Linked DNA regions of Homo sapiens: region 1 is linked to region 2. The links are chromatin contacts, found by Hi-C in ENCODE. All regions are on one chromosome and are shown on one strand. Each heading gives the region's core, a stretch centred on a gene start or an enhancer-like site at or near the end of the contact. The rest is flanking DNA. Distances are from core to core; before and after follow the strand shown. Region 1 holds the start of RMP24 (ribonuclease MRP subunit p24). Region 2 overlaps DTNA (dystrobrevin alpha).

Evidence for each region. Hi-C counts contacts between places; a loop is a spot of excess contacts on that map. Pooled maps may share reads with other maps.
Region 1: a map of CD8-positive, alpha-beta T cell shows a loop between it and region 2 (24-fold over the local background). The contact joins the promoter of RMP24 here to the enhancer-like site in region 2. A Hi-C loop is called at or near these places in 3 of 168 maps with a recorded cell type or tissue (CD8-positive, alpha-beta T cell and naive thymus-derived CD4-positive, alpha-beta T cell) and 9 of 50 pooled maps.

What each region holds. Positions count from the first base shown.
Region 1 is chr18:35,969,479-35,974,650 of GRCh38, reverse strand. It overlaps RMP24 (ribonuclease MRP subunit p24), which reads right to left and starts at 1,972. Exons shown (of 5, transcript NM_031446.5): 1 at 1,846-1,972; 2 at 1,744-1,766. The coding sequence starts at 1,922. LOC105372066 (a long non-coding RNA gene) reads left to right here and starts at 2,200. Exons shown (of 4, transcript NR_188032.1): 1 at 2,200-2,253. RefSeq lists an enhancer at 1,290-2,182 and silencers at 2,102-2,251, 2,191-2,485.
Region 2 is chr18:34,858,582-34,863,658 of GRCh38, reverse strand. The region is part of intron 16 of DTNA (dystrobrevin alpha); the gene reads right to left. Among named protein-coding and RNA genes, the nearest start is that of DTNA-AS1, 93 kb to the right of the region's middle. RefSeq lists enhancers at 2,878-3,007, 3,018-3,117 and a silencer at 3,720-4,014. Within about 2 kb of position 2,983, at least 6 of the 41 ENCODE cell types and tissues checked have a DNase peak (open chromatin) inside an H3K27ac peak, as active enhancers do; they include CD8-positive, alpha-beta T cell, where a contact is called at or near this core.

The DNA.
Region 1 (5,172 bases), core at 723-3,222, 1.1 Mb before region 2:
GTAGGCTTTAAAATATATCCTAAATCTAGCCACTTCTCATTACTTGCTACTAAGTTTTAAAAGGCTGTTATGTTTCACCAATTTTACCAATGCATTTACCACAAAATAACAAATTGCACTGCGATTTTGTTTCTTTTTTTAAATAATTAGCACAATGAATAGTATCTACTGTTGAGCACTGTGCTAAGTGCCAGGGATGCAACAGCACTTATAAAGCTAAAGACCACACTTAAACTTAGCTCTGCCAAATGTGAAACTCATTCATATTCACTAAGTGACAATTAAGAATGCCAGGCACTGTTCTAAGTGCTGGAGACACAGCAGTGAACAAAGGACAATTCACCGAGGCATACAATAAATATAACAACGTCAAATGTTAAGTGCTGGGAATAAAAAAGTAAGATAGGAGGGGGGAATAGAAGTATTGATGGAGTTACTGTAATTTTAAATAGGTGGCTAGGGAAAGCTTCATTGAGTGATATTATAGAGACCAGAGGGAAATGGAGGATTCACATGAAAGCAGATATGTGAGGCAAGAATCCCAGGCAGAGTGAAGAGTACCTGCAAAGGCCCTGAAACAGAAAAGCAAGGAGACCTAGTGTGACTGGAGTTGCGTGAAGGAAAGAGTACGTCAGAGAGGTATGCAGGTCTATGACACAGGGCCTTACAATCCTTTTAAAGGACTTTCACTTTTATTAATCCAGGAGAGAGCTGGTGATGGCCTGGAGCAGGGTAGTAGCAATGGATGTGGTGAGGAGTGGAGTGCAATGGCGCCATCTCCGCTCACTGCAACCTCCACCTCCCGGGTTCAAGAGATTCTCATGCCTCACCCTCTCGAGTAGCTGGGATTACAGGCGTGCACCACCATGCCAGGTAATTTTTTTGTATTTTTAGTAGAGACAGCGTTTCGCCATGTTGGCCAGGTTGGTCTCGAACTCCTGGCCTCAAATGATCCGCCCGCCTCTGCATCTCAAAGTGCTGGGATTACAGGGGTGAGCCACCGCTCCTGGCTGATTTTGGCTACATTTTAAAGCCAACAGGATTTGCTCGCATACTGGCCTGGGGGAGGAGAGAGAGTTAGGGAGTCAAGAATAGCTCCAAGGTTTTTGGGCTCAATAACTGTAAGGGAAGAATGGAATTATTTACTGAAATGAGAAAAACTGGAGGATCTTGTTGGGGGTTAAAGCTCAGGTTTTGGACATATTAGCTAAGTTTGAATTACTAGACATTGAAAAGAATTTGTCAAGAAGACATTCGGATATATGAGTCTAGAATTCAGAGGAGAGGTCTGCGCTGAGTATATACATTTGTAAGTCCTCAGTATATGGTATTTAAAAGCCATGAGATTGGATGAAAAACTGTCACCAAGGAAGCGAGTGTGCCTAGAAAAGAGGTCCAAGGGCTGAGTACTGGGCCACGACAATACTTAAAGCTTGGGGAGATTAGGAGGAACCAGCAAAGCAAATCGAGAAGTAATAAATGAAGAGGTGAACTACGTAATGACCTAGAAGCCAAGGGAGGAAACTATTTCAAGACTGATCAATGTGTCAAATGCCGCTAACAAAGCAAGACAAGGCACATTAAAGAATTTGGATTTTTCACGAAACCGAGACACATGCGGGCTTTGTTGTTGTTGTTTTTATGGAGGGAAGTGAGTCCATCGGCCTTATTTGAGCGTTGTGCGGAACAGAGGAAAGCGGGGCGACAAGAGCCCAAAGCACAAGAGACAGGCGTTCTTCTTACCGTGCGACGAAGTGTAGGCCCAGCTGTAAAAGAGAAAGAGACTTGTGAGGAGCAAAGGAACACCTACCCGCTCGCCTCCCGCTTCCCCTCCAGTCCTCTTACAGGAGGTAGCGGGCTTGGCCCGGGCAGCTGTCGTGCAGTCCCCGCGCTGCAGCCTCAAGGTAGTGCTTCTGTCTCATCGCCGCCGCCGCTGCCGCTGGCTCGCCGCGGGAACCAGGTGAGAAAATAGGGCGCCGGAAGTCGGCTTCCCAGCGTCCCCGTCGTTGGTGTCCGGACTCAAGCTGCTTCCGGAAACAGGCACCGTAGGCAGACAGGTTCCGGTTTCCTTCGCGTCCAGTCTGGCTTGGAGGCGTGCCCAGCCGGGAGGCGGCCCCACCCGCCCGCCGCGTCCCCGCCCCCTCAGTTCCACCCCTTGGCCTGCCGGGTCCTCTCAGGCACCCAGCGGAGTTTCGAGTCAGACTTGAGCTCGGGCGTAGCGGCTAGACCGGGCTGTGGCGATAGAGTCCAAAGGTGAGGCTCCCACCCGCCTCTCCATCTTCCTCCCGCCTCGCCTCCTCTCTGACAGCCCTTTTGTGATTGCCCTGCCGCAGCTTCGCCCTCCACATTCGCCGGGCGCGGTACTGACTGGTGCGCCGGCGGGCGGAAGCGCTGCCAGCAACGAGGCGGCCGGGAGGAGCGTCCCCAGTCCAGCCTGCCCTCCGCCTGCGTAAACGCTAGCGTTTCTCTTTTTGTAATTAAAGTGAAATTCACATAACGTAATATTGACCATTTTAAGGTGAACAATTCAGTGGCGTTTAGTAAATTTACAATGTTGTGCAAGCACCATTCTGCTATTTCCAAAATATTTCGCCGAAGGACAGCCAACTCCATGAAGCACTTACGGCCAATCCTCCTCTCCCTCCCAGGCCTTGGCAACCACCAGTCCGCTTTCTGTCTCTATGGATTTACCTATTCTGGGCATTTCATGTAAATGGAATCATACACACGACCTTTTGTGTCTGGCTTCCTTCACCTAGCATAATGTATCAGGTTCATCCACCTTGCAGCACGTATCAGTACTTCATTCGTTGTTATGGCTGAATAATATTCCATTGTATGGCGGTATCACAATGGTTTATCCATTCATCAGTTGAACGTTTGAATTGTTTCTACTTTTTGGCTGTTATGAATGAATGCCGCTGTGAACATGTGTGTACATGCATTTGTTTGAGTGCCTTTTTTCTGTTCTTCGGGGTATAATACCTAAGAGTAGATCTGCTGGGTTATGTAGTAATTCTGTGCTTAATGAGGGTTCCAGTTTCTCCGTATCCTCACCAACATTTGCTTTTCTTTTTCTTTTTTTTTTAAATCTAGCCTTCCTAGTGAGTATGATGTAGCATCTCATTGTGGTTTTGATTAACATTTCCCTGACTACTGATGCTTTTGAGCAGCTTTTCATGTGCTTGTTGGCAATTTATGTATCTTTGGCTGTTTAAGTTCTTTGCTCATTTTTTATTGGAGTTGTCTTTTTGTTGATAAGTTGTAAGGTTCTTTTAATGTGTATGTTCTGGATAGTGGACCCTTATTTAGCCTGCTTTATTTATTTATCTGAGATGGGATCTCACTCTGTTGCTCAGGCTGGAGTGCAGTCGTGTGATCACAGTTCACTGCATTCTTGAATTCCTGGGCTGGGTTAAAGGGTTCTCTTGCCTCAGCCTCCCTAGTAGCTGGGAACCAGGCACACTACCATGCGTAGGTATTGTTGTTGTTGTTGTTGTTGTTGTTATTATTATTATTATTTTGGTAGAGATGGGCGTCTCACTATATTGCCCAGGCTGGTCTTGAACTCCTGGGCTCAAGTGATCCTCCCACCTCAGCCTCCCATAGTGTTAGGATCACAGGTATGAGACACTATGCCCAGCCCATTTTTAATTTTAAAAGGGAGCTAAATTGGCTAGGCGCAGTGGCTCACGCCTGTAATTCCAGCACTTGGGGAGGGCAAAGCGGGTGGATTGCCTGATCTCAGGAGTCGGCGACCAGCCTGGGCAACACGGTGAAACCCTGTCTCTACTAAAATACAAAAATTTAGCCAGGTGTGGCGGCATGCGCCTGTAGTTCCAGCTACTTGGGAGGCTGAGGCACAGGAATCGCTTGAACCCAGGAGGCGGAGGTTGCAGTGAACCGAGATCACAGCCACTGCACTCCAGCCTGGGCGACAGAGCGAGACTCCGTCTAAAAAAAAAAAAAAAAAAAAAAAAGGCGGGAGGCGGGGGGCTAAATTATATAAAGATTTGTAAAGAGAAAGTATATATTTACATCTCTATAGGCATTTTAACTTTTTCCGAAGAAAAGTTATTTTCCCTGCTCTTCCCACCTTTCCATCCCACTTCTCTGAGGCGATCAACATGAATAATTGGGTGTCTCCTCTACCTATGTCCTTATACACTTAAGTACGTGTATAAATATGCTACCCCCCACCACTTACCACGACCACAACAAAAAGAAACAAACCAAACACACACACAAAACCAAAACCAAAAGTAAAATGTTAGTTCCTTACTGTATAACTTGTCTTTTTTCCTTAACAGCAGGCCACAGACATCTTTTCAAGTTAGTACATGCTTTTAAATAGCTGAACATATTACAAAATGTAATGAAACATAATTTAATTTATTTAATAAATAACCATATTTTATTTTCCTATTGATGTTCATTTGGAAAAAAATTCGTGCTTTGCTAGTTAATACAGTACTGGTGGTTTTATTTCTTTTGTCTGAATTCCTAAAAGATAAATTACTGGGTAGAATAATATGCACATTTTTTATATGCCAGATCATCCAGAAAAGGTTGTAGCAATTCATATTCCCAGCATCAATGACTAAGAAGGCTGGGTCAAATTAGATAGGTGAAAGGCAAATCCTCTTTTCATTTATCCCTTGATGGTTTGCATTTTCTCTTATGAAGAGAAATCTCTTGTTGGATTATCAGTTTTTAGAAGATCTTTTATTTTGGTGAAATTCACTTTCTGCTTGTCATATGTGATGCAATATTTTCTTCTTCCTTATCTTTGGCATAATTTATAACTTTTTAACATTACAAAATTTTGTATGTGATCAAACAAGTCACTCTTTTCATTATTGGATCTGGGTTTTCTGTGTGGTCTAAAAAGTCCTGCTTTGTCAAAGTTAGGCAACTAACTATTCAATTAGATTTTTTTGTTTGTTTGTTTGAGACAGAGTCTCACTCTGTTGCCAGGCTGGAGTGCAGTGGTGCGATCTTGGTTCCCTGCAACCTCCGACTCCCTGGTTCAAGCGATTCTCCTGCCTCAGCCTCCCGAGTAGCTGGGATAACAGGCATGCACCACCATGCCTAGCTAATTTTTGTATTTTTAGTAGAGACAGGGTTTCATCATGTTGGCTGGGATGGTCTCTATCTCCTGACCACATGATC
Region 2 (5,077 bases), core at 1,734-4,233:
GATGTGCTATGGGGTCCCTTGAAACAAACAAAAACCAAATTGTCACTGAAAAAGGCAAATCTTCCAGATTCTCCAAATCTAAGAACCCTTTTGCAAATTCACAGAAAATATTGATTACCTTAGTATTTGGAAATATATTTAGAAAAGTACATTTGAAATCTTCAGCACCCATTGAGGTGTCTCTCAGAGGTGAGATATTAACAGCACGTAGATACAATCCATTTAAATTTTTGGGTTTGAGTTTGGTTTCATAAAGTGAAGTCAAAATAAAGGCATTTCTACATACTTGTTCAACAAGTGAAGATGATATATAAGGTTCATGCTTAATTTTGTTTTGTTTTACAGACCTTTTATTAAACTGTCAGCAAGAATGAAAACAACTAAGGACAATCTATACTCGATCATTTATGTTGACACTAAGAGGTACCAAAAAGATCTTTAAAGGGGGAAAGAAATGAAACAGTATGATGAGGAATGTTAATGGTTCACAATTCTGAAGTATATGTATACTTTCCAAATAAATTCCAAATCCATTACTGAATGATTATTACTGAATAAGTAATACATATAATTTTCCCATTGCCCCAAAGATTTCTGTTTGAGTTTGAAATATTCATACTTACATACTAAAACTGCATGGAAACTTTAAACATGTATGTATTAATGTATAAATGGATATGGCTAGTCTCAATGATAGCATATTAAATGAAACTATGACAAGAACTCTGCAACGAAAAACTGATGATATAAAAATGTCACAGTGAGCTAGGTCAATGACTCACTCAATTGAAAGATATTTTGTGGGAGGACAGGTTAGTGATATAAATGATACATTTCTATTTTTTTCTATTTTTTTTTAGAGACAAGGTCTCACTCTGTTGCCTACGCTGGAGTGCAGTGGCATAATCATAGCTGATTGTAACCTCAGTCTCCTGGGTTCAAGCAGTCCTCCGCCATCAGCCTCATGAGTAGCTGATACTACAGGCATGTGCCACCATGCCTGACTAATCTTTTTTTCTTTTTTAAGAGATGGTTTCTCACTATGTTGCCCAGGCTTGTCTTGAACTCCTGGCTACAAGAGCTCCTCCTGCCTCAGCCTCCTAAAGCAGTGGAGGACATTTCTAATTCACTTTCTTATAGGCTTCTTCTATAATGAATTATGAATTTAAAATTTATAAATATTTCACAATTCTTTTTGAATAAATTTATATTTTTAACTTTTTAACTATAAAATATAAATTTTTAAATTTATATTTTTAACTATTATTGCCACTTACAAGCAATCCTTACAAGAGTAAGGACTGCTTACTCTTGAAGCAATCTTTCTTTCAATTTCCTTTAAAATTGCTTCTTTTCTGAATCCAGAGGATGAGAAACATCATAATTTTATATGCTTTAATGGTATCTTATTTTAGTCTTTGTCTTCCTGGGTTGAAGCATTCTAATTTCAAAAGCCTTGCCCCATTCAAGAATATTCCTCAGTGACAAATTCAGGAGGTGTTCTTTCTCTTTCTCTTTTTTTTTTTTTTTTTTTGACCTTGTCTGTGTATGGTGTTCCAGGTACATCCACAGTAGTCTTTGGTACAAGAATAGATAATGTTTCTGATTTCTTTCCAGTTCTCTTCTTGATACTGTTCTGTAATTTTGGCCCTTTGGCCACAGAAACACTTTGGGAAGAGGGTTAAAGCAACCTTCTAAAACTGTAGGTGAGAAACACTAAGAGAAGCATTTAAAAACTATCAGAGAACGTTAACTGGTATTATTAGGTTGGTGCAAAAGTAACTGCGGTTTTTGCCATTAAGAGTAATGGCAAATTAATTTAGAATTAGTCAACACTAAAAAAATCTAATTGTACATTTATCTTACAGTAGTAATCTCTTAAAAATATGACATCGAATTCAATTAAAAATTAATTTAAGAGTGTCTTCATTCAATCTTCTCTAAGTTTCCACCAGCGTTTTCCAAATGTAGGTATAATAACAAATCTGTGGTGTAACCTCCACCTTCCAAGGAGAATGAGAAAACAAGACTAAATAGTGATTTTCCTTTCCTAGCACTACATGTATTCATCTCTAAAGAAGTGCCTTTATTCTGATAGTCTGTCAGATTATTTCTAATGTATATGTGTGTTAAAACCTACTTTCTTTTTTTTTTTTTTTTTTTTTTTTTTTTTGAGACGGAGTCTCGCTCAGTCGCCCAGGCTGGAGTGCAGTGGCGTGATCTCGGCTCACTGCAAGCTCCGCCTCCCGGGTTCACGCCATTCTCCTGTCTCAGCCTCTGCAGCAGCTGGGAGTACAGGTGCCTGCCACCACGCTCGGCTAATATTTTTGTATTTTTAGTAGAGACGGGGTTTCACTGTGTTAGCCAGGATGGTCTCGATCTCCTGACCTCGTGATCCGCCCGCCTCGCACTCCTAAAGTGCTGAGATGACAGGTGTGAGCCACCGCGCCCGGCCGTTAAAAGCTACTTTCTTTTAGAACAGTGTTAGAACAATTGTCAAAATTTTAATATGGGTTTATATTAAATACCATATATCAACATTAACTTTCCCGAATTGAAGATGGTATCATGGTTATACAAGATAATTTTTTTCTTAGGAAATATATACATAAATTACACACAATTATACAAATTTTTTTCTAAGAAAAAATTTCTCCTTATAAATCATATATAAGTACATAAATATATACACTAAGTGAAAGGTATGATATCTGCAACTTCTGTGTGACTTCTGTGAATCTCAGTTTCCTTATCCATTAAACGAGTAGAATAATACTGCCTATCTCCTAGGTTTGTTACAGTAATTTTACGGGACAGTGTATGTAGAGTTAGTATGCAGCAAAGCGTCAGATTAGCACATAGAAATGCCTATCATTCATATTCATTGTCACTTCTGGCTGTGACTCAGCTTTCAGTTTTCTTGTGGCGAAAGTGAAAAGGGAAAGGGAAACATGATCGTTGAGAAAGTTCATTGTGGTTTTAAGACAAAAATGAAAGTATGCATTAACGAAAAACAAAGCTCTGCCGTGCTCAGGTGTTAAAGTGTCTGAAGAGCAGAGCAAAGATAGAGCCTCCGGAAACATCCATGCAATCAACAGGAACTTGGTAAAATCCAAACATAGTCATAAAGAACTTGCTTCATTTCGTCTTTTTGTATGGAAGAAGAAAACAGGACTAATTCTGACAAGGGTTTCTGCAAAGAGGCATCTGTACTTACTATAAAAAGTATGACTCAGAGTTATAGATATACCTGGAACATAGTTGGCACCCAAACTGAAAGATGAAAAGAATGGGCTGGGCGCGGTGGCTCACGCCTGTAATTCCAGCACTTTGGGAGGCCGAGGCAGGTGGATCACGAGGTCAGGAGTTCAAGACTAGCCTGGCCAAGATGGTGAAACCCCGTCTCTCCAAAAAAAAAAAAAAAAAAAAAAAAAAAAACAAAAAATTAGCCGGGCGTGGTGGCACGCGCCTGTAATCCCAGCTACTCCGGAGGCTGAGGCAGAGAATTGCTTTAACCTGGAGGGGCAGAGGTTGCAGTGAGCCGAGATCGTGCCACTGCACTCCAGCCTGGGTGACAGAGTGAGACTCCATCTCAAACAAACAAACAAACAAACAAAAACAAAAAGAAAAGAATGTAATACTTCCCAACTACAGGTGCCTTGTGAAAGAACAGTATGATATTTATACGAGGGAATGTCTTTGAATTTATTTTTGTGTTGTTTGCCACATAAATACACTGGAATACCAGCCTTATTCAAGGCATGGTAAGAAGCTAGTCTGAAATGGAGCCCACAGCAAGACTCATTTTGCAGCGTGGGAGTAGTAGGAGAAACCACATTTCTTTTCCAAGGCCTGCTACTCCCTAGCTTCTGACTCTGAGAAGTGCACTGAAATGCAGCGGCAGAATCTGATTGAGTCAGGAGAATAGGGACTGGAGGCAGCGAAACTAAGGACGATTTGTACTGACTTCCTAGAACTGAATGGAAAGGAAAACCTCGCCTTTCCACACCCAAGTAACAAAAGGATCCGAGGCTACTCCCTTTGTATGGTGAGGCAGATGAATAATGGAAAGTACTTCTGATTGGTCCCCTCCTGCAACCAATCAAATGTTTGCATAGGATGTCACTTTGTAACTTCACTTCAGCCTCTGATTGGTCGCCTCCTGCAAGCAATCAGAGTGGTCCTGGGCCAAGTCCTCATTTACACAGGGTGTACCCAAATAACTAATGGGAAACCTCCATAGGGTATTTAAACCCCAGAAAACTCTGTAACTAGGGCTCTTGAACCGCTTACGGGAGCTGGCTCCTACTCTGTAGAGTGTACTTTCGTTTCAATAAATCTGCTTTCGTTGCTTCATTCTTTTGTTGCTTTGTTTGTGCGTTTTGTCCAATTCTTTATTCAAAATGCCAAGACCCTGGACAACTTCGTGGTCAAGACCCTTCACTGGTAACAAGATGACTTCTATAGTCCCTTCTAACTCAAGTATTTTATGATGACAGACTAAAGAAGACTAGGCTTTTATGTTCCTTTATAGTACAGGAAGGTGTGATGCCTATTTTTAAAGATCTGAATATAAAGAAAGATATTAGAGACCAAGACTTAGAGAAAATCAGACTCCTTTTATGAGTTAGGGGTAAATTTTTAAATTTAAAAACCTGTGATGTTTATTTAACTGATTATTTCTAAAAAGAGCTATGTTTAAATTGTTCCTAGTGAGATATGTTGTTTTTGATGTAAAGAACACTGCTGGCCGGGTGTGGTGGCGCACGCCTGTAATCTCAGCACTTTGGGAGGCCAAGGCGGGTGGATCACCTGAGGTCAGGAGTTTGCGACCAGTCTGACTAATATGGTGAAACCCTGTCTCTACTAAATACAAAAAAATTAGCCAGGTGTGGTGGCGCATGCCTGTAATCTTAGCTCTTGGGAGGCTGAGACAGGAGAATTGCTTGTACCTGGAAGGCAGAGGTTGCAGTGAACCGAGATCGTGCCATTGCACTCCAGCCTGGGCAACAAGAGTGAAACTCTGTCTCAAAAACAAAAACAGAAACACACTGCTTTTCCCTGTACCAAATGAAAG